Linked DNA regions of Mus musculus: regions 1, 3 and 4 are each linked to region 2. Evidence: chromatin loops called from intact Hi-C (ENCODE). Cell type or tissue: heart. All regions are shown on one strand.

Region 1 (2,500 bases), 250 kb before region 2:
CAGATTATTTCCAGGTTCAGAACAAAGGCTGGAAATCCATGGCGTGAAGTCCTGAGATTCCTATCTATTGTTCGTAAAGCTGCAACAAGACATTTTCTAGTCTTGCTCCTAAATGAAACTGTGTGCTTTATAGGAAATTGCTGAAAGCTATATTGGGAGAACCCTGGAGCAGGACAGCAAAGAAAAGCAATATGCCTTCTTCAGACTACCACAGATCATTTTATAGACCGAATAAAAGGCTTTAGGTCCACAATTGTTGAGCTGATGGGCTGAGCTAAACTCCAGCTTAACCCTTCCGCATGACTGCATTTTACGGGCTCCGTCCGCTGCACAGGTTGTTGGCTTTGCAGTTCTCCGTGGCATTATCTTAGCTAGAAAAGTGTTCCAGCGTGTGGGACTCTGAACAGAACTGTTTTCTTGTCGAACAGGCTGGGTTTGGTTACGGATTGCCCATATCACGCCTCTATGCACAGTACTTCCAGGGAGACCTAAAGCTGTATTCCTTAGAGGGCTACGGGACAGATGCGGTTATCTACATTAAGGTAATAACCAAGGATCCTTGATTTAATTGTACTGAAAAGTTTTCTAATTTGCATATGTATGTGTGTGAGTTTATGTGTACCGTATGTATCCAAGAGCCCTCAGAGGCCAGAAGTGGGTATGAGATCCCTGGAACTGGAGTTACAGACAGTTGTGAGATACTGTGTAGGTAGGTGCTGGGAACCAGGCCTTGGGTTCTCTATAGGAGCAGTCAATACTTTGGGCCACTAAGCCATCTCTTCAGCCTGTTAACCCAACTTCTTTTAATGATAAGAAAAGATAAGAATGAAAAACTGGAATGGGATTTTAGTAAACCCCATGCTATTAATAAATATAGAGATATGGGAATGCAACGACTTTGATGGTTGAGGGCAGTGGGAAAGAAGTAGAGAATCCTGAATGTACAAGAAAGACCCTGGGTTCACTCCAGCACTGTAAAAAAGAAGTAAGTCTAGTTTTCATGTGAAACATGACCAGTCACCGAGCTGTTTTGTTTTGTGTTTTGTTTTTGTTTATTTATTTATTTTTGTTTTTCGAGACAGGGTTTCTCTGTGTAGCCCTGGCTGTCCTGGAACTCACCCTGTAGACCAGGCTGGCCTTGAACTCAGAAATCCGCCTGCCTCTGCCTCCCGAGTGCTGGGATTAAAGGCGTGCACCACCACGCTGGGCTCAAGCTGCTCTTTTAAAATAAAATGTTAGTTTGTCATGGGCACACATGTACATGAGGTCAGAACAACTTGCCAGAATTAGTTCTCCCCTTTCCTCGTGTGGGTTTGGAGATTAGATTCAGATCATTAGGCTTGATGGCAAGCACCTTTACCCACTGAGCCACGCATACTCAAACAAATCAGTGTAATGATTAAAGAATTGGTTACGCCTTTGCTGCCTCCAGTTTCTTGCTCTGGCCACTAGATGGCGCCTATTTTATAGGCTATGCTTGAAAATGCTGTGAAAAAAGTTGGCCTGAAAAGAATAAATTCTTTATAGCCATGTTATTTCCCCTCACATGTCATTGTGAGGAACTTAAGTATGACTATATGAGCATGATAATTTTAACAGTAAATGTAGCATCTTGGTCTGTATTTAGACTGCTCAGAGCGTGGAGGTAGTAAGTTTTTCTATTTGGGAAAAACCAGAACTCAAGCGATATGATGGAGTCATCACGCCCTGTCCCATTACAGACCTTATTCAGCATCACCAGGAGTGAATTTCTAGTTCCATCCTGTCAACATCATCTTGGGGAATACCAGGGGCCTATTGTCAAAGTTCTGACAATTCCTACTGTGAAGACAGTAACAGAAAGCATAGTTTATCGCTGGGTCCCATTATTTACAGGAAGCTGTAGAGCAGGGAATGGATGGTTGTGTGGGGAACAGAAATCCATGGTTAGGGACCGAAACTGCCCTTAATGCAGGAGGAGAAAACAGCATTGCTTAGCGATATAGTGCTTGCTTTACAAGAAAGACCCCGTGTTCAGTCTTCAGCCTGGGTGCTGGGCAGTGAAAACAAACTTGTGTTTGGGCCCCAAACACAAGGACCAAGCACTGTTCATCGAAAAGCCTCTGGAGATGCTTAGACCGAGCTCTGTGTTTACTGATGCCAATACTGGTGTGTTCAGTTTTTAATTTTTATAGAAGATTATTTTATGTGTACAAGTGTTATGCTTACATGTGAGTCTCTGTACTACATGTCTGCCTGGTGTGTGTGGAAGTCAGAATAGGGCATAAGGTTTTCTGGCTCGGAGTCATAGGTAGTGGTGAGCCAGCATGTGTGTGCCAGGAACCGAACCCAGTTCCTGTGCAACAACAAGTGCTCTTAACCACCGAGCCATCTCCGTTCCTGCATAGTAACGCTTTTAATAATACATTACTATATAGTGAAAAAGATTGGCTTTCTTCTCAATAAATCTGTGTATGAATATTAAGGTAGTAGTAGCAGACTCCTGGCTGGGCTTGCACTT
Region 2 (2,500 bases):
CTCCAGCCCTTGTCTAATTGTGCAGTCAGTGTTTGCTCGACGCTCCTCTTCTCTGCTTCCCGGCGTCTTTTGAGTGAATTATTTTGCAAAGATTTCTATTGAATTTTGCCCTCTTTTTCCTTCTCTGTCCATCAAGGTCATTTTAAACTTCAATCCAGTTTTCCTAACTGTCAGCCATCCCATCCAATTGGGCGATATTCCTAAATTTGATAATAATGTTTTTGAGTCTGTGTCTGAAGCATTAATAAGCACGTTAAGGCTAACAGCATCTAACTAAGCTGGCCCTGTAGAATTCAATTTGTTTGTGCTAATTTATTTGCATATATTATACAAATATCATACCTAGACATGAAAAAGAAACTCGGAAAAGAAGATTAAGTCATTCCATTCAACCTGACACACTTTTAGAATGGTGGGCAAGGAAGACAGAAAAATTCTATCTCAGAGGTTATCAACATGATTGAGTTTGACATTAGCATGTCAGGATTCCTGTCTCAGAAATAAAACTTCATCAAAGTGTGTGTTCTTGATACTTACGTGTTATCAATAATTAACTGAAACTCTGTTTCAGTTTCCTTGTAAATAGATGACTATGGCCCTCAATAGCACCCCAAGAAAAATTGCCTTAACAAGACGGAAAGTACAGTTTGATAATGCTGTGTGACGTAAGCTGTTATGTTAGGTAGCTAGGATCATGCCCTTGTCTGGATACCTTCAGTCCTGGGATATTTTTCTAGTTTGGGGGCAGCTGAGCAGGGCCCGTGGGTCTGGCTTACCTGAACTCAGTTCTAGAGCCCCTGGAGGAGGTCCTCTGTCTTCCTGTTTAGAACCTGGTCCAGTCTTGGGTTCTAGGGACTTCCAGATGACAAATGGAAACTCATTCTTCGTAATGCCCTCATCATTTGGCTCAGACAGGAAAAAGGGAAAAAATCCCAAGTCACACCAAGTGCTGTAACTTGATAGCCTGATCCCAAAGCAAGTGAGGAAACCACACCCAAGCCTTTCCCCAGCTAACCGCAAAGATGGACCAGAATAGAGAAGGAAAGCAGGAACTTTAAGAAAACCTGGAGAAGGCTTGCGTGGGGCACAGCAAGAACTATGGATGCTATCAGAGCACTTCCCTCTGGACCTTCTAGCTTTAGGGTATGTGAATTTTATAAAAGATTGTGTTCATCTAATCATTTTTTTTTATGTCAAAGCATTGGGATAGACCACTGCGGAGTGAAGAGATTTGTAATGTAAATGCAAGATGCATCTGCCAGTCAAGAAGACGTTCTTTGAAATGACTGCAGCCCCTCTCCCTCTCCTTTCTAGCTTTATGTTTTGTAAGCTTTTTCTCTTTTTGGTATTTTGTATATCAGAAAAACACACGGGCTCCCTCTGGTGGTCACTCCAGTGTTTCTAAGGGGAGTTTTTATTGGTGTTTCTAACATTGAAGTTTGAGTTATAGAAAACAAGATGTTTAAATGAAAATGTCAATAGTAAATGTTATTTTCTAAGATTTCTAGGACTTGAGAACATTCAAATTAATCCACATTGACAATACGTCTATCCATCTATCCATATGTGAATGTCTACAGTTCAGTTATATCATGGTGGTGATGTTTGACTTTCCAGAATGCAGTCTAGTCTGTGAGTCTGTAAGAAAGATGCAGAGCTCCCATCTCATAAGGCAGACAGGCACTCCCAAGGATCAAGTCTGTTGATGAGCAGGTCTTTATAGAGTACTCACTTAGGTCTGATATTCGAGAGCTAAGCAATGTGAGAAGTGAGCTGTTCCCATTTAAAAATATACTGGAAGTTCTTTGCTGTTGGCAACGTTGTTTCCTTTTCTTCTTTAGGTCACATTCTGCGAATGTGATCTTACTGTAATGTAGTTTCATCCTAGGCTGGGTGACTGTATGCTTGCATCTGTGTACCGCTAACATGCAGACAAGGTGATTGGATAACAGTGCCGTCTACAAATAGAAGTCTGTTTTTCCTTCCTTTGAACTGCCCAGGTATTAGTTGTCTAGGGTAAACCTGGAAGCTCCAGATTGTGATATATGCTATAGCCAAAAGTCTCTCATGAACTACTCTCTTATACATAGCATCTTGTAGCAGGCATTGGGACATAAATCTTGCTGCTTAAATGTTTCTGATGGCCAAATGTTTTTATTGCAGGTTTTTTTTTTTATCTTCTTGACTGAGTGGTAGTCTTCAGTAGCTGTGTACAACTATAGAAACAATGTGAATATTTTCTATGTAATTATTATTAAGTATTAAGATGCATTGCTATTAGAAACTCATTCCTGGGTGACTTGGAGATACTTGTTAAGAAATGGACAAGGAACCCAGCATGGTGCTAAATACCTGTAATCCTAACACATAAGAGGTGGAGTCAGGAAGATCAGGGGATCAAGGTCATCCTCTGTGAAACCGCAAGGTCAAGGCCATGCTTGGCCACATGGTCTCAAAACGATAGAGTTAAGATAGCTCTATGAAATAGGGTTTGATGTCT
Region 3 (2,500 bases), 71 kb after region 2:
ACACTCTCACACAGACATATATGCAGACAAAACACCAATGCACATAAAATAAAAATAAGTTTAAAAAATAAAATAAGAAATTGCTTTCCAAATGCAATTGGTTTTTGCTAATATAAAGCAAACCCTAGTGCAGAGGCCCTGTTGCCACTGTTTGGGACAGTGGGCACAAAAAGAGCCCTGTCTGGATTTGTAAGCCCTGCTACTTACATCTGAGGCACTTGGTGGGCACATCTCCTCCCTCAGAACCTTGGTGATTTTTCATCTTTAAATAAAACCTCCTAGGTTGTTGAAGAGCATTATATGTATGCGCTCGTGCGAACATGCTGAAGGTGTTTTATAAATGTAAACTTCTCCATACTCTTGAAGCATTATCATATGCTCAGCAATATAGTCTGTCATTTATTGAAGACAAAAACCAAACCAAACAACAACAACAAACAAAAACAAAAAACCCTAGATTTCAATATTAATAGAGAAGTCAAGAAAAACCTTGGTGCTTACATGCAAGCATTATTTAGACCCTGAGGATTAGCCATAGGCATGCTGCTGATACCGCCCAACCCGCACATGAGTGTGCTTCCGAGATCCCAGTAAAGATCAGTGGTTGATCAGAATTATATACCCTTGGTACCAACTTGGTGTTCCAGACTGTTTCATTGTCATACAGCTAGCACAGAGTCTCCTCTTCCCTACATTTCAGCGTATTATCCAATGCAATATTCCAAGAGACAGGAAGGATCCAGGCCCATTCTATCCCCACCGCTGCACAGCTATTTTATGGAGTGTCTTTTTAAATAAGTAACTCAGCTTGAATGATTTCTTTGCCCACATATCTGTAAAATATTTGGAGTTCTCTTGAACAGTTCACTAATCTATTTTAAAATACAGTTGCCTCTTAAGAACCAAATCAAGAGGCTAGAGATGTGGATGACTTAGTGATTAAAGGCGTTTGCTGTTCTTGCAGAGGAATTGAGTCTATTTCACAGTACCCACAGGGCTGTTCATTTGTAACTTGAGTTCCCGGGAATCTAATGCCCTCTGCTGGCCTCTGTGTGTACTGCATGCACATGATGCACTTAACATGCAAATAAAACACCTGTAAACATGAAACAAAAACAAATGCATCTTTTTAAAAAAAAAAAATCATCACTTCCCTCGTTTCCTCTTGAGGTGATTCTTCTAAATTTAGGGCAAGGCTCCCACTGTGTACACCAGCTCAGTAGAAGCCTCCATTTCCTTGTATAGTGTCACCATCTTTAAGTAATTGTAAAGCATATTTCATGTGTAATGAAATCTTTTTAAAGACTCTAGACTGTACAGCTAGTCTGGGCACAGTGTGATTTTCTTTTAAAGTTGGTATGACATGTTCAAAAATATATGCACATTTTCACAGAATAAGGCCATCAGAAAGTTTTTTTAATAGACATCATCACCCAGTTTTCTATCAAAGTGGATAGAGAGAAGCCTAGGTTGAGGAGAAGGCTTGGGAATATATACTATGGCCACAGCTCAAAGTCAAGATAGCTGGTGTAAAGTGAGCTCAGCGTAAGCCTGGCATATCGGGAGCCTTCAAACCCATCCTACTTTGAGCCCATACTTTTCCTACCTCATACTTACCAAGCCTGTCCAAACTCCACACCCCTGCTTCCATCTTAGCCATCCCTACTTTATTCTGCTGACTCCAGAAATGAAAGTTTAGAATAGAGCTAAGCCCAGTTTCCATGTGTCTGGATTTATTTCCTGTCCTTGTACTCGACACCCAGACCCTGGGTCATTTATAAAGAAAAGAGATGTAGCTGCTCATAGTTCTGGGAGCTGGGAGTTCAGGGGAGGGGGCGGTATCTCCTCACGGGCTGCTGGGGGCATCATCCCTCTCCACGCAGAAGGGCTAATGGGCATGTTAGAAGAAAGAGCCAAGAAAGAAACCCACATGTTGTATAACGATCCACTCTAGAAAGCACCAATCCACTCCCGAGAACGAATATTGTCTCTCATCAAAAACATCAGTGTCCCTTAAAGACATAGCCTTGCAGTGTTGCATTAAAGAATTAAAGCCCAAACATGAATCTTGGTGGGAGCATGCCATATGAAAACTATAGCACCACACAAAACACAGGGGTGTATCAAATTAAGCAAAAGAGACCATGAGAAGGTAGTATACTTTTGTTATGTTAGTTTGTGGTACCTAGTTCTCTTTGAATCGGCCTTACATTAGTGTTAATAGATATATCTAAAGAGAAGCTGGAAACTGTCTCATCTCATCTCTTCTTCGGGCGAGCAAACAGAAGTCTGTAGTTTGCAGTGACTCACTCCAAATCAAAGCACTAGACAGTGGGAACCAAAGAACGCACGCTCAGAGTCTCCTCTGCTGAGCCAACCCCTGACAGTGCTAACGTCTGCTTGCCGGTTGCAACAGTAACGAAACTTTATACCCGGTATTGTAGTTCTTACGAAAGAAAAACGGAGTTATGCATATATATATAAGCAAGAGACCAAAGGG
Region 4 (2,500 bases), 53 kb before region 2:
TCCCAAGACAAGAGCGTGTGATTCACCATGGAGACGGAGGGTAGCAAGGAGCTTGGCTGGCAGGAGAGCAAGTGTGCTGGGAGAGCTGACTGGATCTGCAGCAGGGCCTTGGGACAGAAGCTGTGGGGAAATGGCGAGGGGGCTGAGAGGGAGGGACCAAGGAGATCTCGGTGTGGCCATGGGGTGACTTAAGGGTGAAGAAGCAAGAGTGTGAAGAGTCACAATTTGGAGTGACAAGATGTTGGGTTTGATAATGAGCCAAGTGTGATTTATGCAGGCAAGTGTTTTCTCTGAAAATCAAAAAGCTAAAACAATACTGGGCTTCAGCAAATGGGAGGACCAAGAAAACTTAATGAGAGAAGAGATTAGAATGTTCTAGTTGACTTATGTAAAGGGAAAGGAGGTGGGGGGAGAATCAATAATAAGCCAATAATATAGGGCTGTTGCTGACGATAGTGGGAATTGCAAAGGGATGGCTTAAAATGGCAAATCGGTGTTTGGAGTTTTTCCCAGACAAGATGCACAATATCAAATAATAAGGCTGTTCTGAAGTCTTGGAACTTTTAAGTTTTCCTGAGTTAAAAAAAAAAATGCCACTGAAGCGATACAAATAATGTCAGGGTTGGGAAGGACTAGAGCACGGGGAATGGGAAAAAAAATCCCAAAATAGCCTGGTTTGCAAGAGGAAGTGGGAGCCAAAAGATGGCGGTTGACCTTGTGAGACATTTGCCATTCTTTCTGACCTATGAAGAATTATTCCTCGGATGCTTATTGTGACCTTTAAGGAACTCTAGACAAGCATCAGGATTGTCCCATACCCTTAGCAGGCAAACAGGTTGTAGCCCAAAAGTCCTCTTGGACAATATCATAAACACCTCTAGTCCACTTCTTCAAAAGGCTACTCAATCTATGTGGAGGCAGAAATCACATACTTTGCAATAAAAAAAATTAATAGCAAAATGCTTCTAAGGTTAGAAATTAAAATGTTAGTTTTGTTACAATTGCAAAATTAGTTTGTAAGTCATTCACAATGCGGGCCTCTTTCCTGTAACTCTGAGATGCTTCCTTGCCCTTCTTCCCTGCAAGCTGTGTGTTCTATGACTCTCCATGCTTATTACGGTTGAGACTGGTTTTGTAAAGGATTGCGCGCGCGAGAGAGAGAGAGAGGGAGAGAGAGAGAGATAGAGAGAGAGACAGAGAGAGAGCTGGGGTAGCTGGGCAACAAAAAAAGAGAGGAGAGACCTCAAGTTAAAAGACCGAATGAGAAGGAGATGGATGATCTAAAGAGAAATTAATAACGGACAGTGAACACAGAGTGTGTGTCTGGAGAGAGGATTGGACCAACTAGTTCTCAGAGCCGCCACCAGGGGGTGCCTAAGACTCAAAGACAACAAAGTTGTCTCTTGAGTGTGAAGCTGCCTGCATGGCTAAGTACCCTGAGGAATCCCTCAGGGACCCTTTGTGGTGGTACCTCTGCCAGGTTCCCCTGGTCTTGACTTCCTTCTCTGTTCAGTTTGGACACAATTGCTTATCATCTCAACCACTCATTAGCCAGACTATCAATTACCTCCTGTTCTCAACACCTATGTGCAGACCTTTGTATGAGGCCTCAAATTCTGGGCAAAACACACCTCCCCTCATATTCAGTAGATGGCCTCTTCTCTGCAAAGTTCCATTTTGGCTACACTGGTCTCTTGGCCTCTTAGCCCTGGCCACCACTCCTCTTCCCTCTGATTTCTTTCTCCCTTATAGCTATAATACAAGTCTTCTCCCTACTTTTGGATTAGTCATGTCCCTGTACTTTTATTTCATTTTTTGGTTCTGAGTTCTTGTTGGTGCTTTTGTTTGCCACTTGATTTCTTCCATTTCCTGCAACTTTTGCCTTTTCTTTTCTTTTATTAATTATTATTTTATTTATTTATTTACTTATTTAAGATTTATTTATTTATTGTTTGTAAGTACACTGTAGCTGCCTTCAGACACTCCAGAAGAGGGAGTCAGATCTCATTATGGATGGTTGTGAACCACCATATGGTTGCTGGGATTTGAACTCAGGACCTTCGGAAGAGCACTCTCCAGCCCAACTTTTGCCTTTTCATCTTCAGTGTACATGGGATGGGGGACGGCGGCAGGGCAACCACTCCCAATCTTCAAAATTAAACCTTAGTACAAGGAGATAAGTATGGATCGATTCGCATTCTTCTACACGATAACAACCAGTTGTGCCAGCACCAATTGTTGAAAATGCTGTCTTTCTTCCACTGGATGGTTTTAGCTCCCTTGTCGAAGATCAAGTGACCATAGGTGTGTGGGTTCATTTCTGGATCTTCAATTCTATTCCATTGGTCTACTTGTCTGTCTCTATACCAGTACCATGCAGTTTTTATCACAATTGCTCTGTAGTAAAGCTTTAGGTCTGGCATGGTGATTCCGCCAGAAGTTCTTTTATCCTTGAGAAGACTTTTTGCTATCCTAGGTTTTTTGTTATTCCAGACAAATT

What was found. Hi-C counts contacts between places; a loop is a spot of excess contacts. Peaks named below come from ENCODE experiments on the same cell type or tissue, not always from the same donor. Only the 100,000 strongest peaks of a DNase experiment are listed, where the experiment ranks them.
Region 1: it touches region 2 in a loop (2.2-fold over the local background); 2 of 42 quality-filtered maps call a loop at or near these places.
Region 3: a loop joins it to region 2, with 2.3 times the contacts of the local background. A loop is called at or near these places in 2 of 42 quality-filtered maps.
Region 4: a loop joins it to region 2, with 6 times the contacts of the local background. A loop is called at or near these places in 30 of 42 quality-filtered maps.

The regions. Positions count from the first base shown.
Region 1 is chr2:71,897,219-71,899,718 of GRCm38, forward strand. Pdk1 (pyruvate dehydrogenase kinase, isoenzyme 1) reads left to right here. Exons shown (of 11, transcript NM_172665.5): 10 at 429-542. Among named protein-coding and RNA genes, the nearest start is that of Pdk1, 25 kb to the left of the region's middle. In heart, a CTCF peak has its summit at 1,453 (motif pointing right); no DNase peak of the experiment used is centred here.
Region 2 is chr2:72,147,888-72,150,387 of GRCm38, forward strand. The region is part of intron 6 of Rapgef4 (Rap guanine nucleotide exchange factor (GEF) 4); the gene reads left to right. Among named protein-coding and RNA genes, the nearest start is that of Gm29940, 94 kb to the left of the region's middle. In heart, a CTCF peak has its summit at 1,386 (motif pointing left); a DNase peak (open chromatin) is centred at 934; H3K27ac peaks cover 278 bases.
Region 3 is chr2:72,219,086-72,221,585 of GRCm38, forward strand. The region is part of intron 17 of Rapgef4 (Rap guanine nucleotide exchange factor (GEF) 4); the gene reads left to right. Among named protein-coding and RNA genes, the nearest start is that of Map3k20, 65 kb to the right of the region's middle. In heart, CTCF peaks have their summits at 1,045 (motif pointing left) and 1,247; no DNase peak of the experiment used is centred here; H3K27ac peaks cover 297 bases.
Region 4 is chr2:72,095,162-72,097,661 of GRCm38, forward strand. All of the region lies in intron 4 of Rapgef4 (Rap guanine nucleotide exchange factor (GEF) 4), which reads left to right. Among named protein-coding and RNA genes, the nearest start is that of Gm29940, 42 kb to the left of the region's middle. In heart, a CTCF peak has its summit at 1,356 (motif pointing right); a DNase peak (open chromatin) is centred at 1,370.